2 separate regions of the Homo sapiens genome follow, and region 2 is linked to region 1. A link is a loop called in an ENCODE intact Hi-C map of the cell type or tissue named here. Cell type or tissue: Caco-2. All regions are shown on one strand. Links, peaks and the distances in the headings refer to the core of each region. The heading gives the core; the rest is flanking DNA. Region 1 overlaps GRB14 (growth factor receptor bound protein 14). Region 2 has its middle 190 kb from the start of GRB14.

Region 1 (16,295 bases), core at 4,810-12,809:
GCAGCACCTGCTTCTGGTGAGGTCTCAGGAAGCTTACAATCATGCAGGAAGGTAAAGGGGGAGCAGGCGTGTCACACGGCAAGAGACAGCAATAGACATGCCAGGCTTTTTTGAACAACCAGCTTTTGTGTGAACAAATAGAGTGAGAATTCACTCATTACCACAAGGATGGCACCAAGTCATTCACAAGAGACCTGCCCTCATGACCCAAACACCTCCCACTAGGCCCACCTCCAACACTGGGGATCACATTTCAACATGAAATTTGGAGGGGCATATATTTAAACCATAATAGTGGTGATAAACCTTACAGGGAAAAATAGAGCAGCGAAGAGAGAGAAAGTGCTGAGGACAGGGGATAGGAATCCATTTCCATCAGCTTATCAAGAAGGCCTCATTGAGAAGGTAATGTTTAAACAGAGACCTAAAGGAGAAGAGGACAGGAGCCAAGCAGATAGAGAGGAGAAGCAAGAAAAAAAAACCCTTGAGGTGAGAGAAAGGCTGGTATGTTTGAAATACAGCCAGGAGGTTAGTGTGGCTAATGCTGAACAAGGAAAAGGGGTTATCCCAGGAGAAGAAGTTAAGGAAATAATGGGGATGAGATAGTGGGTTGTAGAAAGCCCTGCAGTCTATAGTAAGGGCTAGGCTTTTCCTCTGTGTTAGATGGGAAGTCATTTTGAACACAGGAATAACATGAACTAACAAGTTTCAATAGGATCACACTGTGGAGCAGAAAACTGATTTTAAAAGGCTGAAAGCACAAAGACCATTTGGTAGGCTATTGGAACTAACCCCAGGAGAGATGATGCAGCTTACATTAGCATGGTAGCAGTTGATGTGGTTAAAAAAAATACACAGAATCTTGATGTATTTTGAAGGTAGGGACAACAGAATTCACTGACAAATTGGATATGGAGTGAAAAAGAAAGTACTTGAGGAAGACATCAAGGTTCTCAGCCTTAGCACTTGGAAGGATGTGTTACCAGTAATAAGCTAGAAAAACTGCAAGACAAACTGGAGGGACATCCAGTGATCACTGAGCTACCAAGGGGGAAGTTGCATCCTTAAAAATCTGTCCTTACTTCTGTTTACTTTTCACACAAACTCAGCTGGTATTTTCAAGATTATGAAACACAGGTACACATTATTAAATGCACTATGTGCTAAGCACGGTATCTGTATTCTTTGCAACTGCAGTGGGAGACAATTTCAAGATATCAACAAAGATGCTTGTTTGTTTGTTTGCTTTGCCAACCTGTGTTTCCTTGGACCCATTACCTTCCTCTACCTCTAAGAAAATAGTATGAATTCTGCCCTCATACTACACTATAAAGAAAGGAAAAAATAGCAAAGAGGCATTTTGTTGTTTTTTTGAGTGTCACAGTAGACTTTATCAATTTTTGACAAATATAATTATTTAGGAAGAAGCATGCCTAGTCAATCCTCCATTGTCACTTGTGGGGACCCACCCTCTGCCCTCTGAGAAAGGAGGCAGAGTTAAAGGGTTATTGAAGGAAACTGGTGGAGTGGATGGAGACTGTGAGGGAACTAGATGGTAACTGGATGGTGTAGGTCCCAAGTGACCCCATATCCTGCCTCCTTCCTGAACAGAACCCTCTATGAGTTGTAAGACTCCGGATAGGTTTAACAGTGGTATGTGGCTCAAATCAGAGCATAGACTTAGGAAAGTCTATACCCTGCCCTTAAATAGAAGCCCTTCACCAAGCATGACAGAGAAGCAATAGCTAAGTACAATGTCAAGTCCACAGCATCCCAGTACGGGGCAAGAGTATTGTAGTGCCACATTCCTGAGAAGAAATGTGGAAGGACTAAAGGAAGACCATGAACCTAAGGGTCATCATGATATAAGCAATAAGCTTAAAAAGCAGGAGTTTCTACAACATGAAGACAACAGTTGGATAAAAGTTAGACAGATATCCCTCTGGGGATTTACATGTCCCAACAGAGTGCTGGAGGAGTGAAGGTAGGTCTAAACCTTCAACTGAACACATTTCAAACGTGTATGGAACTCATTGATAAAAACTGCATTGATTATTTTCCCCAAAAAGACTAAGAACAATCCAGAGAACAAACAAATAATAGAAGAATAACCTGTCTGTTCTTAAGCCAGGTTACTCAGTATCAGAAACTAATTCAAAATACAGTAATTTCTGCATGTCTGAGTCTGACAGCTGTTTCATTATTGTATTTAATTCTTATAATACCTATAGTAAGCTAAATAATGGCCCTAAAGATATCAGGTCCTAATCTCTAGAACCTGTAAATGTTGCCTTATGTGGTAAAGCCTCTGCAGATGTCATTAAATTAAGGATGTTGAAATGGGGGGAATATCCTGGATTAAGGTAGGACCTAAATCCAATCACATATATCCTTTTAAGACAGAGGCAGGTGATTTAACACAGACAGAAGAGGAAAAGCAATGTGATCAGGGAAGCAGAGGTTCAAGTGAAATCATCACAAGCCAAGGAATGCTAGTAGCCAAGAGAAGCTGTTAACGGGCAAGGGGTGGAATCTCCCTAAGGTTCTTGGAAAGAATGTGACTCTCCAGAACTGTGAAAGAATACATTTCTATTTTTTAAGCCACCAAATTTGTAATTTGTTACATAAGCCTTAGGAAATCAATATAATAATGTAATAAGCAAGTTATAGTTCCATTTTACAGATAGAAACAGAGGTTCAGAATAGCCATGTATATGGACCCACCCTCTGCCCTCTGGGAAACGAGGCAGAGTTAAAGAGTTATTGAAGGAAACTGGTGGAGTGGAGACTGTGAGGGAGCTGGATGGTAATTGGATGGTGTAGGTCCCAAGTGCCCCCTCTTGTAGGTCCCAAGTGCCCAGGTTGAATGACAACCACATGTCTGAGCCCAAGTTGATGTTCTTTTCCCTGCACACATTGCTTCAACTTCATGGAAGTTCTCACCCAAGGGACATTCCCTAGCGCCTCTGCTGGATCTATTTACATCCTGCACATTCTGTCTATATCAACTAAAATTGCTCTTTCATGCTCCTGCCGTTCTCTACCTTAGTTGTTTCCAATTCTTTTTTTTTTTTTTTTTTTTTTTTTTGAGATGGAGTCTTGCTCTGTCGCCCATGGTGGAGTGCAGTGGCGCAATCTCGGCTCACTGCAAGCTCCGCCTCCCGGGTTCACGCCATTCTCCTGCCTCAGCCTCCCGAGTAGCTGGGACTACAGGCACCCGCCACTGCGCCCGGCTAATTTTTCCTATTTTTAGTAGAGACGGGGTTTCACCATGGTCTTGATCTCTTGACCTCGTGATCCGCCCGCCTCGGCCTCCCAAAGTGCTGGGATTACAGGCGTGAGCCACCGCGCCCGGCCCCAATTCTTTTATTTTGAAAGGTATTCAATAAATATTTGCTAATTAACTGAAAGTAAATCACATTTTAAGTGTAAGGGACAAAACAGTAATGGGCAAGATTTCAAATTATGTCAATCTTCAAAGTACAAATCATTTGAATTTGGACTGCATCAAAAAAGAAAATAAAACAAAAAAGGTTGAAAAATCAAACTACATTTGAACAGCTATGACAAATGTGTAACTAAAGAACTAAGCAGGTTCGGTGGCTCATGCCCATAATCCCAGCTACTCAGGAGTCTGAATATAAAAAAGAACTAGCGTAATGTGTATGGTTACCAAGAAGTGGAATCTAGTCAGGGGTTTTGTTGACTACATGCAAATAAAAACCAGAATACCAATCTTGAAAAAATAAAATAAAGGATAAAAGATTTGCAGAAAATGTCACAGAACTATAAAACTGAGTATTTACATACTGCAATTACTAGCACTAGGAAAATAATCTGGTAATCTTAAGAAAAATACATCTTTTAAAAAGCCATCAAGAAATAGAGTATGTGAGAAAGCCAAAGACATACATTCCATTCCTTCGAAAAAAGATTTCTAGTACTATTCTATCAAAAATTCAGATAACATATTAAGGAAGCTAATAAAAGTCAAGTGGATTGAATGCAGCTATAGTTTTTTACCTTATATACTAGCCTGGTAATGAAGATATAATTTTCTTATTGTAGAAACTGATTTTTAGAAATTATATTACATATTCTTTTTAAATTTATATATCACCATCCCAATTTGCATGAATTGTACCTTCCCCCAACCAATCTCATTATGTTAAAGGATTAATGTTACAATAATCCAAATAACCCTGGGAGGCATAATTGAATATCAGTTAATCACATCTCACATAAAATTAGCATTTCTTTTTTCAATGCAGATATCTGACTAAATACAGGCCCTAGTAGACAGAAAATTCAACAGGAATATACAAGATGACTAGATGGACTACTTTGAGAAGAAAATAAAAACGCTGCAAAAGGAGGTGAAATGTTGCTGAAGACCAACTTTCTCTTGCCTTGGTCTAGCCAAAAAACACCATCACCAAGACCTAAGAAAAGGGAAAACAAAACAAAACACTAAAACAAAAGGCCTTTAATAAACTTTCTTGGACCTTTCTCCTACCAAGCAAATTTTAACCAAGTAAGTAATCCTACTAAGTTATTTATCATTTATTTCAAATATCAAAAAGGAACAATATGAATTCTACAACTAGGGGCTCTTTGCTGCTATGTTCAAAACCCAGAATGAACTCAGGTACTTTTTGAATTACCATTTGAGAAGTGACCACAGGTAGGAATCACATGAATTCAAAATTATTATTTTAGACTTTATTTTTAAAACTTTATAAAATCCATCTAAAATACTATAATAAAACATGTTATTAAAACTTCACAGATACAAGTCTATTTAAAATAAAACTTTCTGACGTTATTTTTCGGGCATTGGAAAGTAAATTACAATTGTCAACTACCACTCATATGTAGGTAGAAAAATAGGAGGGAAGCCCTCTTAAATTACTTCAACATAGCAATCAAGAAGATGGAAAAAGAAAAGCTTCAAAAGCATTTTAAAGGCTTTTTCAAAACAAAAACAAAAATTTCCTATTGCCTTAAGTTGTGTTTTTTGTTTCTAATAGGTCAGTGAGGTCTTATGGTAATAAAAAGAAATATTACCAAATAATGATAACTACATGTAATTCTGTTTTTGAATTTTCAGAAACTCTTTCTTTAAAAAAAGAAAAAGAAAAGAAAAAAGAAGAAGAAAGCAAGAAGTTTCTTCTGAAACTGTTGATTTAACATCAAAGTCTTTTTAAAAACCTCAATCCTCCAAGAATGGAGAGTGCTCACCTGTGACCTTCTGCCTGGATTTCTTTGCTGAATCTACTGCCAAGTACAGCGTGGAGCTCAAATAGAAACCTGAGTCCCTACTCTTCTCTCACTTGATAAGAGAAGAAACAAAAGTGGCTTTTACCTCTAATTCGCTCAGAAAACAATTTTTTGAATACCTTTTTTACAGGAAACTCCAGGAGACAAATGGTCCTTGTACTTCTCTATGCTGGGTAGAAACTACATACATTTTGTCAATCTTATTTTCAGATAAAAATGAACAGCCTCTGGCCAAGCAAAACAAAAACTGGAGAAGCAAAGAATAAAACACAGCTCAATTTCTAAAAGGTTCCTTAACCTAAGAATACTACTTAATACCAGCAGGATCCCTCAGAAAATTGCCATCAGACACATTCAACTCCCCAAGTGCAATAATAGGAAAATTGTGACACTTCAGCTTGATGGCTATAAAGCCCTGCAGTTCATTCTTCTGCGAGGGGAAATAGTCTCCAATTAACTCCGACCCAACCATTGGAACTTATATTCAGAGGCAGCCTTATTTTTCCACAAAAATGCCTGCATATATATGATCTCGAGTTGACTGGGTAAATATCTGAAGAGCTTACAGACAGCTTCCATTAATTCGAAGGTTCTCACAGCATTCTTTGAGGACTCAAGAGTAAATTCTATCTGAGCACAGCATGTGATTTCTTTGGCTTCTTTTCCAAGCCTATTCCTTCTATGTACTTTGTAATCCATCCTTTTAATTTTTTGATATAAATGCCTTACAGTTTAGTATGACTTAGTTCCAAACACATTTATTTGTCTTAGACCCTGGGTTACAAAGATGCAGTGTACAGAGAGTCCCAGCTCCATGGAATTACTGTCTAATTTTAATAATTTGATCACTGTTAAGATAGTTGTAGAAACTGTTACAGCAGCAAAGAAGATGTGTATTTTGTCCAACTTGGGGCTTCAGAAAGATGTCTGAGCTAAGGCTTTAAAAATCTCTTTAAAAGTTTTTAAAATTGTGTTTATTTCTTTTTTCTGATTATTAAAATAATACATTCCATTAAAGGAAATTTTACAAATACAGATAACTTACAATCACAATACATCTTTAAACCTGTCAATCAGGAATAAGCACCTAACCTTTCAGTATATTCCTTTCTTGTCGTTTTCTCTTGCTCTATATGAGTGTATGTGTATATACTTTTTATAATATTAGAAAACATCATATGTTTATGCACTGATTTTATTCAATCGTCACCACAACCTTACATTTACCCACATCAGTCTTCAAAGGAAGAATAAAAGCATGATCAAAAGCTGCATAACATTACAACCTATGGATGTACTATAATTTATAACATTCTCCTTTTATACTGAGGTTTTACTTGTCTAGTTAATTGATATTATAAACAATCTACTTTGAACAACCTTGTATCTAAATCTTGTCCACACGGCTTGTTTCTCACACCCACCTATATAGTATGTCCTGTGGAAGCATCACCTCCCAGGACACAATTCATCACTAACACTCTTAGTGCCTCCTGCAGCTCTCTGCTGTTTTCAGGATTTGCAATTGCCCAAGGGGTGTATGAGTACGGACGGTGGCAGCAAGCATCCTGATCATCTCAAGGAACAGCCCTGGAGCAGCAGCAGCAGTTTGCGCCATGCAGTCAGGCAAGTGTAAGAGGCAGGTGTGTCTCCCGGCCTGCTGTCAGATAGATGGAAAGGGTGATTCTACTTCACAAGGCTGAGCATGGGATGCCTCCAACTGCTTTTCTCTCTCCACTCTCCCTGGACAGTGGCACTACGTTACCTATCAGTCAGCTTGGACAGCTCAGAGTTTTCATCTTTATTGCCATAAGTATTTTTAAGAAAAGGCTGGGGTTTTACTTTCCTGACATTTTTAACTAAAATAACTAAGCCCTGGAAGATACATAGCAGTTAGCCAAGTAAAGATGGACAGGAAGGGGTTTCCTGTGACTCTTAACATCACAAACAAGAAAACTGAGTAGAAACTGTAGTATATGCAGGCATCTGCAGGCAGTTCTCTAATGTATAAACTAAAAGGAGGGAGGGGTGAGACATTAAGACTGCAGCTATGAAGGGCAGACAGGTCACAAGATGCTACAAGCCCCACAGAGGACCTTGGATCCAAATGCAAAAAGAATCAGGTCTGCATTCAGATGGATAATGTTGGTACTACCAGAGGCAGGAGGACCAGTTGTGAGGCTAACATAATACCTGAGGGGAGAGATGCTCGGACCTGAATTCATGTAGCCGAGGCTATAAGAATATGTAGAAGAAAAAATCAGCTGAATCAGAAGCAGATTTAGTTGTGGGCACTTACTATCTTTGCTAGTTACATATTGCCCATTTCCGGTCTGTGCGTGCCACCAGGACACCATGTCTCCTGAAAGCCCAGAGGGTCAGGGCACATGGTTCTCTTTATGGAAGGAAGCACAGTGCCACATGTCCCAAAGGCTTCACAATGATTTCTGCTGTGATGAGGGTGGTCACAACTCTGATGGCTGGTATGTTATAAACTGCACAGGAAGTCCAACTACATGTCAGCTCCAGAAGAGGAAAAACACTTGTACTTCCTTTGTTAAAAAAAAAAAAGAGCGAAGGAGCAGCTTCCAAGCAGGAGGCTGTGAACCATTCCCTCACTGTCACTGTGCATCGCTTCTGTCTTAAGGCGATCACGTGGGCATAGCTGCACACATTAAAATGGTTTCATTAAAAGCCTCCAGTCATTCATTTTGCTTATTAAAGCCACTCCACAATGATATTCACAATGGAAATCTCAGCTGTCCCTAGCAATGATACTAAAATACAATTAATTCCTCTTCCCGAGGAGTCTGTAGGTATGCGCTTGAGGTATTGTGTTAATTGCCACTGCTTCATACCATGGCTTCAATTAGGAATCAGAATGGGAGCAAGACAAACATGGATCCCATTAAGTTTCAGAGGACTTGAAGCTAAAGTTTTTCCCCCACCCTACTCTTACATTGATTATAACAGCACAGAGGATTCTATCTGGGGAACTATAGTGACATCCAGTGGCTGTGAAGCAAACCACACCAGTTGCAAAACCTGGTTTACTACATCATGAAAGGAGAAATATTTGTTGATGTGCTGACATTTTAAATTCAATGTCTGTCAAAGTGTGTGTACAAGTAGAACCATATAATAATATGATCCAAAATCAGGCCATTCAGAGATTCATAACAAAATCAAGATATTTAGTTGTCTTCCATGACTGACTCTGCCTATTAAAATTCTCAGCAGCCATATATTAATAATTACAGGTAGAGGATATGAAACATGGACATTGCATTCAAAGTTCCAAACATAGTATTATTATACAATTCATGTTTTGTACAAATTCAAAAACAGGTAACTTTTAGCATGATTCTCTCTCGCTCAGCCAAAATAAATATCTGGCTCTGCTATAAGGTGAACTGGGTTGGCTCAGTTCAATCTCAGTAATTTCATTACCACCTGGGTTAGGAACGTTTATACGAAAGTTTTCCTGGTGGTTTGCAATTTAAATTATAGCATTCCTGAGAGAGATGTAGAGTGAGACAGAGGCAAACCGACCGCAGAATCTCAGGAACATTTGCTTGAAATATTGTGGTGGGAAGAAACCAACTTGCTTCAGTGGAAAATGCAGATTACAGAATCTAATGGAATCTAGATCTTTGTATTCCTGCATGTAAATGGATATTAAAATACATACTCTATGCACACTAGTAGTAGCTATCACACATATGCATTTATATTAAAAATACTAATAACGGTCGGGCGTGGTGGCTCACGCCTGTAATCCCAGCACTTTGGGAGGCCAAGGCAGATGGATCACTTGAGGTCAGGAGTTCAAGACCAGCCTAGCCAACATAGTGAAACCCCATCTCTACTAAAAATACAAAAATTAGCCAGGCGTGATGGTGCACGCCTGAAATCCCAGCTACTCAGGAGTCTGAGGCGCAAGAATCACTTGCAGCTGGGAGGCGGAGGAGGCAGTGAGCCAGTATCACATACTGTACTCCACCCTGGGCGACAGACGGCGACTCCATCTCGGAAAAAAAAAATACTAATAAGATTGAAGTTTCCTTTGCCACAGAAAATTTAACTCTGAAATTAGACTTCAGGTTCAGGAACTTACCACATTTTGAATTTCAAGTATTCCCCCTTCTGCTTTTAGTAGCTTGTGATATGGTTTAGACAGATGAGAAGCAACGATAGTAGCATATGTATTCACAACTCGGAATGTCTCTGAAACTGGCCTAAGCTTATCTTGGTCACTAAAAGTGAGCTAAAGTGCAGAAAACCCTCAACTCTCATCTATCCTATAAGTCAAAATATCCTTACCTATGAGGCCTCAGGATCTCACAAACACTAAATCTCATAAACAGACCACGTGTGAAGATGGTACAATGGCTGCATGTACAGCTAGTAGAAATGACAGATAGGTGGGGATCATTCCAGGGAGCCACAGGTAGTCTGATGGAAAAGCAAAATAAAAGGTCAAATCTTGCATTCTGGTCTCCTTAGTAGTATACTTTTAAAACTAAATCACATCATATTCTTCTCTGACTCAAAGACCTCCCCTTGCTTTTTCTCTCACTCAGTGTAAATGCCAGGCCCACTTCTTGGCCTATGAGACCCTACACGATCTGGTCCTGGGGCAACTCTGTGATGTCCTCTCCCATTACCTTCCACCTTATTGACTCCACTCCAGGTGCAATGGCCCCTAGGCTGCTTCCTGAACACAAGCACACTGCCACGTCCAGGCCTTTCCACTTGCTGTTCCCTCTGTCTAGAACAATCTTCCACTTAATTGCACAGCCTGCCTGCTACGTGCTTCATTTCTCTACTCAAACATCACTCCGTCAGGGAGGCTTTCTCTGATGCCTCTTTAAAGTGCATCTCCCAGCTGGTTGTGGTGGCTCACACCTGTAATCCCAGCACTTTGGGAGTCCGAGGCGGGTGGATCATGAGGTCAGGAGTTCAAGACCAGCCTGGCCAAGATAGTGAAACCCTGTCTCTACTAAAAATACAAAAATTAGCTGGGTGTGGTGTCAGGCTCCTGTAATCCCAGCTACTTGGGAGGCTGAAGCAGGAGAATCACTTGAACCTGGGGGGTGGAGGTTGCAGTGAGCTGAGATTACACCTCTGCACTCCAGCCTGGGGAGCAGAGTGAGACTCGGTCTCTAAATAAATAAATAAAAAATAAAGCACATCTCCCTTCTGCTCTAGCACTCACTCTCCCTCTTTCCTCCTGCTTTCCCTCCCCAGAGCTTATCATCCTCTACGGGATAACAAATATTAGGCCTTGTTTCCTGTCTCTCTCCCAGTGAAAATGCAAACTCACAAGGGCAATACTTTTTGTCTGTTTTGCTCATACTGCATCCCCAGAATCTACAGCAAAATATAGGCTTGGTACAAAATTGTCAATAAATATTTGCTAAACTGTTTGGGTAACGCAGCCAGAGAAGGCAAGAGGAGTTACTGATTTTTGTGGAATCTGTAAAATGACAAGTAAAAAACTACAAATACTCAAGATATATTTTAAGTGCACAAAAGAAAAAAGAAAAAGAAGGTAGTCTATAAGAGTTAATACATATAGCAACTATGTTAAAGTAGAGAAACTGATTAAAGAGTTTTAAAAAATGTTAACATTAGTTATCTCGGTCTTGAAATTATGAATAATTTTGTTTACTTCATGATTTTTGAGGTATTTACAATGAGATAGATTATTTTTGTATTTAAAATATTTTTTAAAATAATAGGCCAGTCGTGGTGGCTCTCGCCTGTAATCCCAGCACTTTGGGAGGCCGAGGTGGGGTGGTTCACCTTAGGTCAGGAGTTCGAGACCAGCCTGGCCAGCATGGTGAAACCCTGACTCTAGTTTAAAAAATACAAAAATTAGCTGGGCGTGGTGGTGGGTGCCTGTAATCTCAGCTACTTGGGAGGCTGAGGCAGGAGAATCACTTGAACTTGGGAGGCGAAGGGTGCAGTGAGCCAAGATTGCGCCATTGCACTCCAGCCTGGGTGTCAAGAGTGAAACTCCGTCTCCAAAAAATAATAATAATAAATAATAATAATAATAACAGAGGCTGAGGCTGGAGGATTGTTTGAGTCCAGGAATCTGAGGCTGCAGTGAGCCATGACTCCACCACTGCACTCCACCTCAGGCAAAAGAGACCCTATCTCTAAAAAAAATTAAATAAATAATTTAAATTTAAATAAATAGATACTATGCCCTTCCCTTTACAATTCTATTTATTTATTTTTTATAATTTCAACTTTTATTTCAATTCAAGAAACACACACACATATATATATATGCAAGTTTTTAACATGGGTATACTGTGTGATGCTGAGGTCTGGATACAATCGCACCCGTCACCCAGAAAGTGAGCACAGTACTCGACAGTTAGTTTTTCAACCCTTCCTCCCACCTCTTCCTCCCCTAGTAGCCCCCAGTGTCTATTGTTGCCATCTCTATGTCCATGAGTATCCAATGTTTAGCTCCCACTTAATACGGAACCCAAAAAGAGACCAAGTAGTCAAAGTAATCCTGAGCAAAGAAACAAAGCTGGAGGGGTCACATTACCCCACTTCAAACCATATTATAATCCTACAGTAATCAAAACAGCATGATACTTGTACAAAAACAGACATATTGACCAATGGAACACAACAGAGAACCCAGAAATAAAGCCATACTCCTACAGCCATCTGAGCTTTGACAAAGTTGACAAAAATAATCAATGAGGAGGGGACTCCCTATTCAATAAATGGTATTGGGAAAACTGGCTAGCCAAATACAGAAGAATGAAAGTGGACCCCTACCTTGCACCACATACAAAAATTAGCTCAGGACGGATTAAAGATTTAAAAGATTAAAACCTAGGAAACACCATTCTGGACAACAGCCTTGAGGAAGAATTTATGACTATGTCCTCAAAAGCAATTGCAACAAAAACAAAAATAGACAAGTGGAACCTAATTAAACTAAAGAGCTTCTGAACAGCAAAGGAAACTATCAACAGATTAAACAGACAACCTACAGAATGGGAGAAAATATTTGCAAACTATGCATCCAACAAAGGTCTAATATCTAGAATCTATAATGAACCTAATTCAACAAACAAAAAACAACCCCATTATAAAGTGGTGAAGGACACGAATCAACACTTCTTGAAAGAAGACATACAAGTAGCCAACAAACATGAAAAATTCCTCCACATCACTAATCATCAGAGGAATGCAAATCAAAACCACAATGAGATACCATCTCCCATCAGTCAGAATGGCTATCATCAAAAGTAAAAAAAACAGCAGATATTGGCAAGGCTGCAGAGAAAAGGGAATGCTTATACACTGCTGGTGGAATGTAAATTAGTTCAGCCACTGTGGAAAGTAGTTTGGAGATTTCTCAAAAAATTTAAAAAAGAACTATCATCCAACCCGGCAATCCCATTACTGGGCATACATCCAAAATAAATAAAAAGACACCTGCACTCTTACATTCATTGCAGCACTATTCACAATAGCAAAGACACAGAATCACTAACAGTGGACTGGATAAAGAAAATGCAGTACATATAGGCCAGGCATGGTGGCTCACACCTGTAATCCTAGCACTTTGGGAGGTCAAGGTGGGTGGATCACCTGACCTCAGGAGTTGAATTCAAGCCTGGCCAACATGGTGAAACCCCATCTCTACTAAAAATAAAATTAAAAAAAAAATAGCTGGCTGTGGTGCCATGTGCCTGTAATCCCAGCTACTCTGAAGGCTGATGCACAAGAATAGCTTGAGCCCGGGAGACGGAGGTTGCAGTGAGCTAAGATCGCGCCACTGCACTCCAGCATGGGAGACAGACCAAGACTCTGTCTCAGAAAAGAAAAAAAAAAAAGTGGTACATATAAATCATGGAATACTATGAAGCCATAAAAAAAAGAATGAAATCATGTCCTGCATAAAAAGAAATAAAGCCACACTCCTACAGCCATCATGGATGCTGGACTCCCTATTCAATAAGGGCATTATCCTAAGCAAGTTAACACAGGAACAGAAAACCAAATATAATTTTATTTATTGAAAATTCATCATTTTGGACAAAAAGAGTGCAAGAATGGTTCTTAAACAATATGCAGAGCCGACTAGCTGATCACTAAAGTTCTGGAAAATAGTTCATCCTTTGGTTCTTTACATCAGTAGCACTCACAGAAGACTTGCAGTAAAGATGTCAGCGGTTTATTCTGTTAACAAAGAGTATCTGTAGCTGCATATCACATTTAAGGAGAAAAAAACCACTGTAGTTCTTTCCATTCATTTAAATATGCAAATTAAATTGAACATTTTACTTCCTACCACAATTAGACTGAATAGATATTGCAAGATTATAATAAACTAAGCAAAAAGGCAAAACTAAAACAAAAAACATTTTAAAGACAAAACTGTTTATATTTTGTGCTGAGGAAGATGACAGTACCTCAATAGTGATTACTCTCCTCTTACATCGGTAAAGAACTGGAAGCTATTAAATCTAATACATGTTAGTTTTGGGGTAGCATTAATGTTTTCAATTGTTCTGTTTAAACATATAATCTGAGTGAAAAACCAAAGGAAAACAAAAACACAAGAAGGCTCTGGAAATAAAATTCTTTCTTATGAGCTTTGGTCTAATGCATGGTTGATGAAGTCATGAGAATATGCTCATATCTTTGATTTTATTTCAGCAGTTTCCAGAAAATACAGTAATAAAGAAATAAACTTCTATTGCTACTTGATGCCTAAAAGTTTAAATTTAGTATGTGGATCAAATTAATTCCCAGTGTTCCACTTTCAGCTTTTGCATTAAAAGACCTGTGTGTTTTATTCCTTAATACAAATAATTTGCAGTGTTCTCAGGGAAAAACACTTCTTGATTTACAGAGCAGATTTTTATTACTGAACTGCAAAGCTATTTGTTAGAGATAAATGGTAGTGACTATAACAAAAAAAAATTTAAGTCCCCCCGAAAGAAAAATTTAAGAATATAAAATACTGTAATAATATATTATGCTAATTAGGAGCTAAATGAAATAGCTTGGAATAGGGCAGATATCTATTGAGAATTAACACCATACTTCTAGGAGATTAATTATCATGTATAGAAGTTAAACTAGTCACAAGTGGCAATGAAGAAAATATATGTTGAGCCTCTTCTGTCCTAGAAGATGAGGCAACAAGTCATATTGGCCAGTATGACATACCTTTAGAAGCAAGCGTCCTTGGCAGGTTGATAACTATCTAGGCTGAGCTGTCAAAGTCAGTTGCACTATTGTAGCTCATCAGCTATCAGCTGAGGATACCGTGGAACAATTCTAGCTTCCTCTCCACAGGCCTTACTCTATCCCCTTCACGAGGTTCTGACATGTCCTAGGACACCAGTTGTCAAATCAGAAGTACAAACATTTTCTAAATGGTTCAGGGAATGCATGTAGTGTTCAAAAAAACCACTTCCCAAATCTTTAAAAAATGAATCCTTCTAAGAACACACCTTTTCTGCCAAAATCATTTTTAATTCCATTTCATAAGAGAAAGGATGTTCATTTGAACAGAACCTTTCATTGGCACATTGCTCTGAGGCATAAACTCTTGAATGCATCAAACAAAGGGACGATTTTGTATATTGGCAGCTATGCTAGAAAGTAAATGACTCTAATGACTATGTATAAAATTCTTTCACAAGTCTGAACAAATTGAAGCAACTAATGGAGCTGTCACTGATAAATTATTTAAAATGATTTTGATGATTTCTTACTAAAAGTTGTTAAACATATAATGCAATGAAGTTTGTGGCAGGCTGAACTATAGCCCCCGAAAGATAACCACATCTTAATTCCTAGAACCTGTGAATGTCACGTGGAAAAAAAATTTTGCAGACAGTATTAAATTAAGGATCTTGAAATGGAGATTATCCTGAATTATCTGGGTGGGCCCGAAATGTTACCGCTTTTATAAGAAAGAGGGAGACTTGACACAGACAGAAGAGCAGAAAGCAATATGACCACAGTGGCAGAGATTAGGTGATGCAGCCACAAGCCAACAAATGCTGGCAGCCACCAGAGCTGGAAGAGGCAAGAAATTAGAGCTTCCAGAGGACACACATCCCTGACGACACCTTGATTTCACTCCAGTGATATGGATTTCAGTCTTCTGGCCTCCAAAATGTGAGAATAAATTTCTGTTGCTTTAAGACGAGTTTGTGGTAATTTGGAACAGCAACCACAGGAAACTAATAAGGAGTTCAAAGAATCGAATGACACTGCCATAACGAACTCCTTCCTGTCTTATCTACTTATATGTAAACATGTTTTGAAAACAAATCTATAAAAATAAGAAATCAGGGGACAAAATTGTTGCCAAATCCTGTCTCACTCTAGTAGAACGAATTCTTTAGAACATACTAAAAGAATATTTTTAAGCCCTTCACACTTCACAATAGAGATGCATTTCCAAATAAAACATTTTAAGAGGCTACTCCTTGTGTTTATGTCTTAAAAATGTGAAGGACTTACTTATTTCTTCAAGAAAAATTTAGGGTCTACACTACCATAAAGAGAACCACTGCTATGGATATTTGTACCTGTCTGTGCTACAATTGACTCAAAATGTGGTCCAAATGACAGCTTACTTTTTTAAATAAATCAAACACTTTGCATTGTGCTAATAAAATTATTATGAAATGTATTCTTCCATCAATTTGAGCTGTTTTAGGTCTAAAATTCCCATAGATCTTTAAATGAAGAGGGGTGGGTAAATTATAAAAATTTCTAGGCTTGTTTCTACTTTGCGCTACTTTCTTTCTCTTGTGACTACAAATAACAAAAAATAAAAGAATAAAGAAATGATTATTCATAATTCTTTTCTATTTTTGTACCTCGGAAGAAAATCTTCACCATAGGATCTATACTAAAATAAACAGAAAAGCAGGACTTCCTGAAAAATAATGGCAAAGAAGCCACTGGCTTCACTCTCCCCAACAGAAAACCAAAACCAAATAAAT
Region 2 (16,295 bases), core at 2,823-10,822, 110 kb before region 1:
CTAAGATGTCCAATAGTTGCAACAAGTGATTAATCAGTTTCCTAAATGGTATCGACTCTCCACAGGACAAGCCAGGTTGGAGCATATTACATAAATTATCAAGACATTACTAAATTGTCCAAACAAAGTCTTCATATCTTGAACCTGAAGGAGCAGTCAAGGATATATGTACTGCTGACCAGTACCTACATAGCACGATCTGCTTTAATGATACGAATTACCAAATATTCTAGATCACCTCCAAAGATTATTTCAAAAAAATCTTGCCCTGATCCTCTCATCCCATGTTGTCATAGATTCATATCCAGAATAAAATTCAATCCATCCAATGGGCAACCCATCCAAATAGGCCATGTTAGACATTTTAGAGGCCCTACAGATCCCGAAGATAGGAAGGGAAGAAAGAAGGAACAGAGGGAGGAAGGAAATGGCTGACAACAATCTTCCAACACTTCTATATGCCTGTCTAGAAAGATTATACGCATGACAAGAATCGAGCTTGGGTATTCCTAAACTGAATTGTAATTTAAAAAATAGCATGTTCATCTAAGTAAGGTCTTATATGAAAAAATGCAACTCAAGAAAATGTCCTTCCTATAAGCTTTTATATACAGAGGTATATATATAGCTATACATATATATGTGTATATATAAATATATATGCATAATCTTAAGTATCCACATATGATATTTAAATATTTATATATAATGTTAAAATATCAAGTTTCAAAAACCTGTACCACACAATTGTCTCAAAATCTTCTGAGAAATTCTACGTGCTTGCCTATTTAAAAAATAATTTTGTTCGAACTTCTTTGAGCTTAAAAACCTTCTTCCCGAAATTTTCACTAAGCACAGAACATGTGTAAGTCATGTACACAATATAAATTAGATGGAAATAGGCATATGGCAAGTTTATATATTTCATAAAGCATAATATATATAGTACATACCTTTCAATTCCTCAGGTAACCACAGAAAAGAAATCTAGATTATCAAAGTGATATTTTTATGTTGTTTATGTCTCAGTAATGATGATGGAAACTGAGAAAGACAGGACTCATTCCTTGGATGTTTAAATCAACCGAAACATTCTATTTTCATGGTGTATTGTGGCACAAGTGAGGATATATCCTTAGCTTCGTATGTTTTGCTAATTTCCCTAGGCTTATTTCTTTCTGTTTTTTTTTCTTACACTTCCTTTGCACTTGCTCTCTCTCCGTCTCCCTTTCCCTCTCCCGCTCCCTCTCTCTCCTTTTCCCTCTCTTCTAATTAGGCCACTTCTTTCTTCTATCATTCTTGCTCTAAATATACTTGCTAAGTCTATTGCTGCTATTGCCTCTTTTCCACGTTATCTTTTTTTAGGCACAATGCCAGTGCCATTTTTCTCGTGATTTGTGAAAGTCTTTCTTTCCTCTGTCCCTGCCCAGGCCTCCTACCCCCTGCCTAAGCTTTTCCTTTTTCCTCTATTATCTAGTATGCTCTCTGTTATATTTCTAGCCCTTAAAGTTCACAGGGCTCGTGAGAAAAGAAAACTACAGCTGTGGTGAAACAACAGAGGTTTGTCCAAAAACTATCCTTGATTATTTGGATCTGGTTTACCGTGTTGCTTCTAAACAATAGCTTAATTGCATGTCTTGAAAAAACCTGCAAAAATCAAGCAAAAGCCCTAGAGAAAGTGCTTGCTGTAATATGTTTGCTCTCAAGTTTTAGAACCCTCTAATTTGCCCCCATTTCTCCATCCATAGGATAAAACAAAGTATATTTACATTTTCTCTTGTTTACAAGGGAAGTAGAACAAAAAAAGCTTCCATTCCCCCGATTATAATGAACTCTCAATACTAATATGACACACAATATATGCCATCTCAATAAGAAATATACATTTAATTTGGATAGGATGTTTGCAGTTTTATCCAGAACACTAGGAAAAAGGTGATTAAGTACCTGATGCCTGAACTCTTAATGACATGCAGAGAATCTCATGAGCTGAAGAAATTCCCAGAGGAAAACTGGAATATAATAGCCAGTTTGGGTTTCTACATGTGGATCACTTCTTTGCTTACATATGCAATGATTTGGAAGTCTTTAATTGTATCAGTGTTGTGTTTTGTTTTACTATAACAACCTTTTAAGTTTATTTTTATTGCCGGTTTAGTTCCTAAAAGCATTCCCCTTACTCCATAGGCACAAGATGCCAGGTGAATTTGCTTCACTACTGATCAGCATTTTTATTTTCATTTCACTGATAAATACTTTCTTACATGCTTTGAAAAAAGGATAAATATATTTAAAATCTTAATAGGGAAATTGATCATTGCAAACATAATTGGATCCCTTGACCTTCTTTCTTTGGTCCACATGCATCTGCAGTAGTGTACTGAGCTGCAGACCTATGGAGGGAAAAAAAAATCTTTCTGATTATAACTGGAAACATTTTTAAGTTCTATATTTTCAGAATCAAAATTACAAAAAATGATAGCACTGGGAATAGCAAATTAAGTTCTCTATAAGCTACCGCCAGAAGTTAACAATACAGAGATAGTTAACGCAACTGAACTTCTCAACAAAATCCTTTCGCAAAACCACACCTGACTTAGTCTCACGGGAAAGAAAGGAAGTAGAAAATATATGGATTCTAAATAGATTGTTAGGAAATCAAAGATGAACGGAATAGACAAAAAAATAGAGAAAAAGCAAAAACCAAGGATGCCACTATATAATTAACACTGATGTGTAATCATGAATACAGTATAGATAGAAATTCATACTCTTGAGTCTTTTAAAGAGAAATACTGCTGTGATAAGAGAAAAGGAAGCATTAACACTGACCAGCTTTTGAACAGTGATATTTCGTCCTATGAAGTTCTGTGAAAATTGCACTTTACCAGTAATATTTAATTGTAGCATAAAACTTAAACACCATTTACTTGATATAAAATCGGGATAGTATGTAAATTAAGTAAGTTTCAATTCATGTCTTCTTACTCACATCTGTTGGCAGTTTAAATAGTTTTAGTGTCATTAATTGTTATAAAAGTGCAAGATTTGCTGTATGCTTGCCACTTAGGACCAAAGGCACAAAAGTCTAATTGAACTAAGTAATTAGTAATTTGTCATTTCCTATTGTCAGCAATTACTTTCCATTAGAAATCCTCACTGAAAATTCTAATTTGAAGTGAGGTTTGCATTTTATTGCTGTCCATCCAAATTAGTTTAAAATTGACAGCTACATTTTCATTTAAAATTTTAAAGATATTAAATATGCTTGAAGAAACTGGAGCATACGCAGATCTACATAAGCGCAGGCGCGTGCACACTCACACGTACACATGGGTGTGTGTGTGCATGCACACACTCACATTCATTCAAAGGAAAAGACGGTGAACACCAAAGGAGGTGCCTTTTATTTCCCCAAAGGTGAGTTGCTGTGCAAATGTCACATCATCGTTGCTTCTATAAAATTCTAGGTTTCTGATTTTTACATTTGCACACAGACCCCTGAAGTGGTGCTCTCACCTGAACACAGATGGACAAGGAAACAGCACACTATTAGACTTCTTTCTGGGGTTCCAAGCTCCCTCTGGGATATGGCTGTTGGATGGTTTTTTATTTCGCTCTTTCTTCACGCTCCACTAGCCAATCAACACCTTTCCTCTCCTAAGTTCTGAGTACTGTAAAAAGCTAAGGGGGAACTTAGATCAGCCCTTCAAAATAATACTAAGGAGGTGATTTATAATTAGCATGGATCCACTGATCTACTTTAAACTAAGGGCAACTCAGTGAGTCAAGCTTATACTTAGCTCCCTTTGTAAAAGTCAGAGCACCACATGTTGTCCCAACTAGGTATTCTTCCTCTTTTAAAACTTAACAAGTCTGTTTCCCTTAAAGTAAAGCTGGGTTTCTTTAACAACTAAACTAGCTTTCCAATTTTCAAAATTAAAAATGTAGAATTAAACTTCACACATTTTTCTCTCTACCCCATTGTTTAAATCCTAAAACCGTATGACAAATCTTTAGCTGGAAGATTTCAGTTAATATACATGTACACAAATGTCCAGTTTCTTAGAAGAGACTAACAAAAATTGCTTGGGGAAAAGCATACTCATATTTATTATGATAAAGTTGGCAATGTCCATAAATAACAGATCTGATTTATTAACCTAGAGTTAGAATTACATTAAAGGGCAAAATACAATGAAATTTTACAATTACATGTCTAATAATTGAAGAACTAATAGGGTGGTGTTTAATGCATCTCTATATTAATTTAAATGATATGGTTTACTAATTTTTTTCCTAAGTTGTATAAATGCTAAAATTGGCTTGTAACACTGGAAATGGTAATGAATTTCTCTTATTTTTTAAATGACATTCTAATCATTACTCTAAATTAATATACTTTTACAGAATAAATTTTCTACAGTTACCCCTTTGGTAACTAACTACATATAGCACACATCTGTAACACTTAAGTGAACATTAATTAGTGCTAATTTACAATCAAATTCCAATGGAGAAGCAAATTACGCTTTCTTGAACATCAAAAGTCTTTATCATGACCATTATAATGAAGAATGCCAGAACATCTTAATTATTTCTGCTTATAAATAATGTTTTCCACAAACCTTAAAAATGCGGAGTACTTCAGAAAGAGAAAAAAAGCTAGTCTCATTATTATTTAGTTTCTACTTAGTGCTAATCCAGTTCATTTCATTGAGTATCTTTCTCTTTCCTTCATTATAATAGAAAAAAAGATCGCCTGAAAATTCACGAGTAAACTTTTTCCATTGGGCATACTGTTTGCAATCTTTTGAAATAGCTTTAAGTATTATGACACTGCTGCAAGACTTTGCTACATAAATCTAAGATTGTCCATAATATTCAAGTTTTATGTGAACCAAAAATTAAAGTGTAAAATATTTGCTTCCTTACATGTATCACATTTAAATAGATTCATAGTTCTAAAGTAATATGCTTCACAGAAGAAAAATAAGTAACTGACACATAGAAACTCTCATTTGGCTCATTCCAAAAATGTGAGTAATTGCCAATAAGGCACTGAAAAGAAGAGAGAATTAAATTAAAAGTTCAATAAACACTGATCAATATGCTTGTAAATACCAAGTCTATAAAATGATCTTCCCTTTAAATGTAGTTATACCACAGGTACATGTTCTGTATTTTGGAATTTGGCTGATCATTTTAAAATCTACTTAAATTTGTTTCTAATAGAAACATTCCAGAAATCTAGAAAGGCTGCCCAAGAAGATTTCTTTTTAAAAAAAGAAAGAAAAAGAAAACAGCAGCCTGGATTCTCTAGCTATCGCTATCTCCTGGTTTAGCATTAGCTCACAATCAGCTGAATAAAGAAGTCATCCCTGTCTAAGATGTAAATAAATCACAAGCCTCAGTTACTTTACCACTAGCTGTTTGTCATTCAGGAAAATAATGGTTAATCAATGTCTAATCAATGAAGATGTGTAACATATTAGTTTGCAGTCCTTCATCATCCTATTTTCTTCAATTGCCTGGGGGTTTGTGTTCAGTACTTACAGAATCGATTACAATTGAGAATGATCATTCAGCTCATGTTGAGAGCTGTCAGCTGTGCTTTCCACAGGGCAGCTTTACTCTTGTGTTTAATATGAGATGCTAATATTTAGCTGCATCCGACAACCTAGGTTCCATGGTGGAACATTTTATGAGAAGTGCTTAAGTAACTAATTGTATCACTACATGTCACTTAATGAAACTAAACTTCTCCTGACTTCACAATAATCATAAGCATTACTGGCTTGCTGTGGAAAATTAAAGAGAAATAGCTGCCTGCTTGAGTCTGATCATGCCTGCAGGGAAGGTCTAAGAAAGGCAACTACCAATGACGCCTTTATAAATAACTGCAGGGGGTGGACGGGGGTGATGATTCTACAATTTCATATAAAACAACATTTATAAGGATGCTGTATCCTCATGTGCAAGCATCCCTGGATGCCCACAATACCTCACAAATACCATGAGAAAAGTTGGACTGCAGACTCTTGATACATTTCCTTTAAGAAACAACCTTTTCTGACTCTGCGCATTTAAATTCCAAATAAAATGTTAATTGCCTGACAAGCCCGTTTTCCTTGTCATTTATAAAAATGTATACATCCTGAATAAAAAGTGGGAGAATACTTAAAAGAGTAGGAGAAGAATCTTGATTTTAACAACAAATAATTGTCACGCTACGGAGTTCTTGGCTTTAATTGCTGTTTTTGTGATTTGTTTTGGAAGTTGGGCTGATGACAATCACAGAGCCCAGTGTTAAAAACTAATAATGATATAGTATTTCATTCGAAACATTTTTGGATCTTGATAGTATTGATTTGAAAGAACAAGTTTAGGCCACTCATTGTTAGTATTAGTTCCAAGAGCACCCTCTAGTGCCCACAGCTTTGAAGAACCCTGTGGAAGGCAGAAAAGTCATTTGTATGCAGCTCAAGCTCATTGACACTTGCTTTATAGGCCAATATTAAGAACCTTTAAAAAGTATATCTGTCATCAAAAGTGACCTAAATGTGCTCTTAAACTTAAAAATGTTTTAATATTATTCTGTGATCAAGCATACTGAAGAAATTTAAAATGATCTAAGATTTTCTTTAAGTTATAATAGTGCATTAACTTTATTAGAGTATTGCTTCAGTAATACATTGTCAAATTTTATGGATATTTCAGGAGATGTGTTAATTGTATAAATTGCTGGGATAACTGAGAAAAACTTAACTAATGACAACACCTTAAAGAAAAAGGTTACTTCACACCCAAAGCCATAATGTACAATGAAAGATTGAATTTACATTGTTTCCAGTAACAGTGAAAAAGAAAAAAAAAAAAACTTTATCTCTGAATTCAAATTTTTAATTAATCTTATTTGTTTTAATCAATACCAGTTGTAAAGGTGAGCAAAAAAGACCCCATCAAATGATTAAATGATCACTTTTGTTTGCTCTCAGTTTTAACTCCCTTCATCTCACAAATAAATCACATAATAAACCTGCGTACAATGGGCCTGCTGAAAAAATGAAAGAGTATCTGTAAAACACTGGTTTTGTTTATATTTTGAAATAGAATTTCATGGTTGTAAATAACAAATACAGGAAAGACGTGTGTATTCAATTTTAAATCACAGATACATCTTTCCAGGTTGGTGTACTAAAGATGTAGTAGAGGAATTCAAAATTATGGATTTATAGTAATGCAATCATAAATGGCATTTATAGAAACAAACTACTTAGTTAACCTGACCTAAAAAACAAAAATCTCAGGCTTTAAGTACATCAAAACTGCCAAACCAACATAGTTTGTGCTTAAGCACACAATAAGGAAAGACTGAAGACAAAATTGCTAGAGGCACCGAATTCCAGAGAAATTCCCAACCCACAAAATTGCTATAATTTTATCAAAATATACATGATAGTGTTTTCCTCTTTTACACCCACATTTCTTATGGAGAAACAGTTTATACATTTACATTCTGAGATGTTTCAGCAAACTCTGTTAGATTATTTCTTATGTATCTTTCTAGTGACAAATAGAATGTTTGGAAAGAAAATAAAGCTAACACGTGCACAATACCTCATAGGTAAGTCTCCAGATTGGGCATTAAAGTATGTGTTACCTCACATAGAATCAGATCAAGCTCTGAATTAAACGTGGTCAACATTTTCTAGAAGTTACTTTTTTTTCCTATCACTCACTTTGCTCAGAATATGGGAAAACCTGTTAGCCGGATGTCTTACAAGCTGGGTTCGCATATCTGTGCAAATATTTATAGTCTTCTTAAATTACCTTTTTACCATCAGCAGTTCCTAAATCAAGCACATACACTATAAAAGGCAAACCAACAAAGAAGTATGTAAAAGATCTTCATCTACCTCTGCACGGCTACCAGGGGAGGTGAGCTTGCCCCACGAATGCCTACACTTTGATAGGAGAACTGTGATAACGATGAAAAGTTAATAGATTTTTATCTATATGAACGTGATGATCATAGACCTTGTTATTTTTATTATTTTTAAGAAGGGAATTGGTGCTGCATGAATATGAAGGCATATATTCACAGAATTTCTTAGATTTATAGGTACAGGAGCTACAAAGACTTCTCTTCTTTCTGAGGTAGATAAATTGAGTTCCATGCAGTTTACTACGTAGGGGTCTTTCAAATGAGACCACAAAACCTCAAATCCTTCCTCTTCTGTGTGGACATTAAAGATCTCATAGCAATTTTCATAAGAGTAGGGGTTTGTCACCATGCCACTGGGCAAATTCCTAGGACTTACCTTAAAGTCAAGCAGCCAGCTTCTCTCCACAGGATTTTAGTGTATTAGATACCTTGAAAAGTTCAGTATATTTACTCAATTTATTTAAAATGTTCTCCTAATGGTTCTGAAATATATTTTTAAGCAAAAAGGAACCAAAGGTCTCCTTAGGTGAAGTTACAGTAATGTTTGTTACATGAAATCAAACTTCCTTCCAAAATATTTGATTAGTCCCTTTTGAACACAAATGCCTACAGTATTAATTTTATTTTAAAAACAAAAACAACCAACATATAATAAAAAAATCTTATAATCCATGATCCATGCTTTCTGATACAGGTAATGTAAAATAAATGATATAATCTACAAAACAATGACAAATGAAAGACTTGGAAAAGGTTATGGTTTGACAAGGTAACATTTTTGAAATCTGGACACGAATCAAATTGATGTAACTATTGGTGATGCAACACTCTCTGACACTAAAGTCTTTACCACTGTCTAAAACATATAGAAGAGCCTATTGTGATTGCTTAATGTCAGCTTTTGTTCATAAGCTCTTTCATAAAATTGAAACCAGGAAAATGATTTAAAGCAGTTCAATTTGTCTATTTACCTTAATCTTTAACTATTCCCATATGTCCGGCTACATGATGTATGACTCTTCATAAACCAATTTTTCAAAGATATACACGACAGAAAAAAGTCAGGCTCCTAACCTTTTATGTGCTTAACTTTTACAGAGCTCTAGAAAACAAAATGCTTTTAGGTTTCAGAAAAGGGAAAAAAACGAGAGAGAAAGATTATTTTCTTTTTCTCTCTTGTTAGTAAATATTTGCATCAGTGAAAGTAGAGCATGCACTAATTTCTAGGTATGTGAAAAGTTCTTCTGGATGTCTCATTCACAGGCATCAATGTAAAGGTCTTTGTTTACAAGTACTACGTAATAAATGAGGATACATAAATTAAGATCATTAAACCCTTACAGGTCCCATAGTTGAGGTAGGAATATTGTGCTAGGTATAATATCACTTAGCAAGGGGGAGGAGAAAAAAAGAAACGCAGATTAGGGATTCCTCAGCACAACCTGAATCATAATCACAGTAGAACTGATTTAGCTTCAGTCTTAGTAAAAAGCAATAATCATAACAATAATTTAGTCAGAATTGAAATAGAATGTTCTGATTATTTTTAAAATACCACAAGATCATATAAAATTTTAATTTATGTACATGTCTTTGTAAAGATAAAAACAAAGGGAAAAAGTAGCATTTTGTTCATTCATGTAAAAAAATATTTGCTGGGCACCTATTTTGTGCTCGTTGCTGGATAAACAACTATGAACAGGACAAATTCACAGCCCTGGCCTCCTGGAACCTACTTAGTTGTAAACCAGAGAACCCCCTTAAGGAATATTACTATCAGGTTATGATTATGCGACAGTGTAGGAGTGAAATTTTTCTACTACTTTTAGTCCTCATACCCCCTTCAGCTCAGTCCTTATGCAAAATTTGCATCAGGTCAGTCTTTATGCAAACTTTGTTCTATAGGCTGTGTTATTTTCAATATACACTGTAATTTCTCAGGTGGTTTGTCCAAATTAAAAAATGTAGTCGTCTCTCATTAAAAAAGGGGACAAAACATTAAAATTCTTATAATGTAGAATGCAGAACAGAGAAAGAGAGTTAGCATTTGTTACACATCTAACTATGTGCCTAGCCCAAATCCAGGCACCTTGAATATATTACATAAAGATGTTTTCATAAGATGCAAGTATAAACATTTGTACTGTGAATATTTACATCTTTCATAAGATTAAGATCAGCTAAATCACTTTATAGATTAGTATAGTCTTTATCTTAAAATAGAAGAAATTCCAATAGAAAAACCAATGAATCATTACAATTAACTCTTATTTCAGTATGTGGATTGGTTAACTTGTATTATACCACCATTTCTCCATCTGTAATTAGCACTTTCCTTACGCAGATTTTGTGAAGAGGTCTTAATGAACCACTGTATTAATTGATAAGCCATAAGATTTAATGCAACTTCCCAAAGTACTTTATATGCTGAAAAAGGTAAGCCTGTCAACCAATACAGAAAAAAATTAGCATTCAAGTTATTATCATTATTAAGCACTTTCAAAATCTAACATAAAAATTGCATTATAAAAATCAATGAGATATTGTCTAAAGCTCATTAGAAAATTTTATTCACAGCACCAACATCACAGGATGATTTTATGATTTGTCTATGCCATTTGACCAAATAACCATAAATGCCAAACCAAGATTTTAGTACCAGCTTCTAAAGTGTGTGAAATTTATGTCTTGTTTATTTATTTACTATCCCCAAGTGAAACACTGAAAGTATATCTTTACACCTATGTATGTATACACAGACATTATTTACATATATTTACTGTAATTCATTCAAGTTTACTTGCAGTTCATAAAAAACAAATGTAGCTATTTTCATAATTTTGAAAATGAGAAACCTACAACTTCCAAAATAGGTGCTAAGATTCATCTGATGTAGTATTATTTTAATGTACATTCTCAATTTATTAAAGCTCTGCAAAGGAACTCTGAGTAAATGAAGATAACAAGACATTTTTGTAAACCTAAGTATATTCCAATTTCTGGTTTTTTTTCTACTAGTAGGAATTCTAATTCCTAATCTTACTCCAACTTCAGATTAACAAAAAAATTGTCATCTTAAAGCAATTTGGAATAACTACATGAATGAAACCAGTTAACAATTAGAAAATGTAAAATTGATATGTGTTTAGATAAAAAGATACTGGCAATTCTCAGAATGTAGGAAAAAGGAAACACATTTGTGTGACATTAGGTAAATGGCTCTAATCTGTTTACTTAGATACCTTGCTACTTATCTTGTTCTACTTATCAGTTTTCACTGATGAAATATAGGAAAAAATGTAATAGAAATCAGATAGACATCACAAAGGTGTGTGTTTATGTGTGACTATTTGTTGCTTGATAATCAGATTTTAAAAGGGTGAAATAGATGAACTATACATATAAAAATAGAAATATTTGTATGTAACTTTAAATTTTTAAAATTATTTTATTAAATTATTTTTAAAGTAAAATAATTTTAGATACATTTAAAATACAAATGATTAGATTTTGCTATTCTGCTCATTTGAACTAATAAATTTAAAACTATTTCAACAAAAAAACTCATTTAAAATCGATTTTTTTTAAATTCCTAGCTTTTTTTCTTAATGGCTCTGTTTGAAACTTCAAGTATGCTTGAGAAACTAACTGTGGATCATATATACAATGTAGGGTCAATGCTGTATTGAATTTCCAGACCATTTTCAGACTACCTTCTGGCAGTGGAAGCATTTTGACCACTGACACTCCCTATGGGTATATCTGACTATCCTGGTACAATGCACCATTCCCCATTATTGAATCTACAACAAACTGCTGTAGGTTATTCATTGATTGAGTGTTTAAGTATATTCTTTAGGAGCAAATAGAGAACTAATCTGTAAGCAATCACATAAAATAATGAAAAAAAAAAAACAGCAGAATTCCCGCGTCAAAGATGCTTCAAGCTATAGCACTTAATTATGTGCATTCTTTGATTATATTGTGTCACATTCAATAAAGATATACAGGAATTGTATTTCGTTATATCACCCTAGATTCTTCTCAGTGCTTCATTGTACCATGCAAGGGAATTAAGAAAGCATCTGCCAAACCAACCACACCAATTTAAAGCACAATTACTCTCTTTTTATACTTATATTTTTGGGGGGGAGGCCTGGATCAATCACAATATTCACCAGAATGTTTATTTAACCAATAAAGATACAGGCAGTGATTCTATATTTTCCAATACATGTAAAACTAAATATCAGGTAAACTGTTTCCAGCCTTGACATAAACGTACATAGGTGCTTGAGTCTTCATTCATCTTATCTAGACTGTATTTTAAGAATAAGCTTAACGACCCCTCACACAGTCTTCTTAAACAATGCAGAACCTGAGAGTGTGTGGTGGCATGTGTGAGAGAGCAGACAGCTCTACATCCCTTCACAGGGTCCCTCTGTGTGTATTTAGGACAGCTTTCTAACATGAAATCAGCTCAGCTGCAGTGTCGATTTCAGAGGGTTCTGAGAGAGACAGAAAGGGAGAATGCTTCAACTCCTTAAAATGCATTTGCTATTTCTCTTCTCTGAAAGCCTGAAAGTATTTTCTGATTTTTGCAAAGAAATTACTTTTGAGAATGTCTGCCATACCAAACTGATTTCTTCTAGTTTGCGTTAGCTTGGTGGGTTTTGAATATTTTAACAAACACACATTTAGAAATGTTTAAGAACAGAGGATAACACATAATACGTGCACACTTTAAAAAATATATAAAATATGTATACCTTAATACTTGGCATTTTCAAAAAAGAAAGGAAGAAAAATGGGGTGAAAATATTTTTTTACAATCATATGTCACATAATGCTTTATCTTATTTTTTAAGTGTATTTTTAGTTGCCTAGGTCTTCTTTGTTTTGTTGTGTTCTACTGTAAGCAAAGTACTCATTAAAGCCACCATCTGTGTAAAAGAGGGAAGAGAAGCTCAAAGTGTTAATATCAATAAACATAAAAATCAAAATTTTATCTAGATTATTTTTCTGAAATGCAACTGTAGCACTGCTTTGATGTCCATGCTTTTTATTTACTGAGTTATTTTCATTTTAATGGCAGCATAGAAGGCATATGGAAGAAGATGTCACTTTGCAGCCTTACTAATATAAGAGTTCAGTGAAACCTGGAGTTTATTCCAGCTAATGAAATGCTTCAGTATTTTGAGAGATTGCTAAATGTGGAAGTAGTTTATTTCTAATAAAACATTTCAGTAATATTGTTCTTCAAGTGGAAAATAACCAGAGAATAGAAAACAATTTTAAAATACAAGCTAACCAACAACGAAGAAAAGGAAATGCCACGGTCAATGTCACACTGCTACTCACCTCTCTGATCAAGTTTGTGGAGTTCTTACAGTGTAACAATTAACGATCCAAGTGAGTTAATCTATGTGATTATGCTGTAGGGACTTGAATGAGTAAAAAATGTGGCTCATTCACAAAGGACTTCACACTACAGAACAAGAACATAGAAAGAAAGTCAGTTCCTTATAAAATAGTAAAGAAAATATACTTATGATGTGAGAGGTTAAAAAAATGATTTCATACTATTTACTAGCAATCTTCCCTCAAAGTTATGGACAGTTTTTAAAGTCTTTTTTTAAAAAAGTGAGGAGTAAGTGTAGTGCAAGTATTTTTTACAATCCTTTTTACAATGAATATGTAAAGTTTAATTTTATTCTTTGGTAAGTTATTCTTCTGGTTGTTTAGGTTTTATAATGATACTGACAGTACTTTCAACGAGCTCAAGCTTTTACTTATATATCATACTTTTATGGATTTATTACTACATATATTATATTATTAAAAATGCATATATTTAAGCAAGATACTCAGAAAGGCATTGGGGCACTCTCCAATAATTTTTAATAGAGTCATTTTGATTCCTCCAAGGAAATGTCTTTCTTCAATTTAAGAAAGACTCTTTCTCTGCTAAAGGTTAATACATAAAGAAATGTCCATTATCAAACAAAATTTTAAAAATTCAAGTTACCAAGGAATCCCAACTAACATTGTCTTACCAGAAATTTTTGTTAAAACTATACTTATACACTCATAACACTGGATTATTATCTTTTATATATAGAGAGAGAGAGCGCCCTTAGACTATGACAGTTTTAAAGACTTGAATCATTATTTCATTCAGATCCTAATTCAGAGAGGAATATGTAGGAAATTTCCAATCAGTATTTGTGGATGAAGAAAAAAATGGAAGGAAAGAAAAAAAAGAAATATCAAAGAAAGGATGGGTAGACTTGAATAAGGGAGCTAAGTAACAGGAAAACCCAAAAGAAAAGTAGTAGTATAAAATGTATAAAAATATTAAGTTAAACAGCCTTTACTATCAGATGTGGAACAACATTAATCCATAATTAAGTAAAACAAATGTTAATATAGTTGCTGGGCTGATAATTTATCCATGATTAAAAATTTCAGCGTCTAATTTGTTGTTAAATAAGGTCACCTTACTTCATTATAATTCCCCGAGGAAACATTTTAGGAAGGTAAGTTTATGTTTTTGTTTCTAATAAAGAGATTGCATTCCACCTCTCCCTGCCTCAGTTCTGAACCACATTGTCATAATTAAGATTTCCTCTGCAACAAACTCCCATAAACCATAAACAAATCACCCCCTGGGAAACCACTGGACAGTAGCAGCCACCAGCAACACACCTAGGCTCAAAATCCTGTGATATGGTTTTGCTGTGTCCCCACCCAACCTGTAGTTCCCATAATCCCCATGTGCCCTGGAAGGGGCACTGTAGGGGGCAATTTAATCATGGAGGCAGTTACTCTCATGCTGTTCTCATGATAGTGAGTGAGTTCTCATGAGATCTCATAGTTTTATAAGGGACTTTTTCTCCTTTTGCTGTGTCTTCTCTTTCCTGCCATCATGTGAAGAATAATGTGCTTGCTTCTCCTTCCATGATTGTAAGTTTCCTGAGGCCTCCCCAGCCATGAGGAACTGTGAGTCAATTAAACCTCTTTCCTTTATAAATTACCCAGTCTCAAGTATGTGTTTATTAGCAGGGTGAGAACAGACTAACACATCCTGTCACATGGGGAGATTCTACTAGCAAGAGTCTCAGACTGACCTCAAGTCTGACAGAGAGAGTTGCAAACATCACCAATTTCTGCTAACAGAGTCTATCTACAACAAAAGAACAATCCTCACATATGTACAATATGGAAAGGATTACTCCTGATGACCTCAAGAAATATATTCTTTTTCATGCATTCATTTTTGAACTACAAAGATTAGCAGGGTCTTCCTAAAGTTCCTTTGAAATTTTAAAATTCTTAAACATCATTCAGTTGGAAATGGAAGTTCTATGTACTAAACTTTTCTGGTAATAAGCAATATATTTTCTTCTCAAAGCTAACAGGGATTTTAACTCTACCAACCATAGGACATGGTTTACATTATGATTTACAGCAACCATCTTTCATTTGGCATAGGTTCTGAATGCATTGCCTGAATTTGCATGATACAGCTCTCTTGAGCTTTAGAAGTTAATAGATAATGAATTCCAGTGTACTGTTATGCAGTGAACCTATTATTGTAAAAAGTAAAGACACTACAATTATAGAAAATAAAGGCTTGGAAAACAATTTGGGGATAATTCTACAAACTCAGAGAAGGAAGAAAAGACACCTAACATGTTTACTTCTATGAAAAAAGCAGAGTGGAATTTAATTGTATATCTGAAAAGGGAGGAAGACTATTTAATTTCTCTTGAATCTGCCTATTAGCAAATTTTAAAACAAATTGGATAATTTATAATATAAAATCATTTATTAACCTCTATTATTTATGTAAGTCGATTATATTTGCCTTGAGAACTGGGCATCTTTTCTTTCTCAGTATAAGGGCCTAATGCCATGTACATACACACAATATATCTTGCTGAATTTGTTGCATTTGTTTGAGTAGAATGAGACATTGTATAGCTTTCATCTAGTTCACAAATGATGATAATGCTAGCTAAAAAGAGTGAACAAGATTTTGAGAATCTGTTTGTGAAAAGAGAGAGATTGAAAGAAAATGATTAGCCAGTTAAGCCTTAAGCTTAGCTGAGAGAACCTCAGTAAAAGGTTTATTTGGTATTGACATATACATGTATTTCCCTCTCAGCTGGAATGACTCCAGAAGGGTTGTCATGGTTGGTTGAGTAAATAATACATGCTTTAAAAACAATTATAAATCTGTATTCACCTGATGGACTTTGTATTCATTCCAGTCAATTGGGCATATAATACTCGTTTAAAAAATAAGTACATATAATGCATTAAAAACTGCTTAAACGCCCAT

Evidence for each region. A loop is a pair of places that touch in the nucleus more often than their neighbours do. Peaks named below come from ENCODE experiments on the same cell type or tissue, not always from the same donor. Only the 100,000 strongest peaks of a DNase experiment are listed, where the experiment ranks them.
Region 2: it touches region 1 in a loop (10-fold over the local background); 4 of 110 quality-filtered maps call a loop at or near these places.

What each region holds. Positions count from the first base shown.
Region 1 is chr2:164,530,163-164,546,457 of GRCh38, forward strand. The region is part of intron 3 of GRB14 (growth factor receptor bound protein 14); the gene reads right to left. Among named protein-coding and RNA genes, the nearest start is that of GRB14, 83 kb to the right of the region's middle. In Caco-2, for the core only: a CTCF peak has its summit at 8,310 (motif pointing left); no DNase peak of the experiment used is centred there.
Region 2 is chr2:164,423,946-164,440,240 of GRCh38, forward strand. No RefSeq gene overlaps it. Among named protein-coding and RNA genes, the nearest start is that of GRB14, 190 kb to the right of the region's middle. In Caco-2, for the core only: a CTCF peak has its summit at 6,455 (motif pointing left); a DNase peak (open chromatin) is centred at 6,436.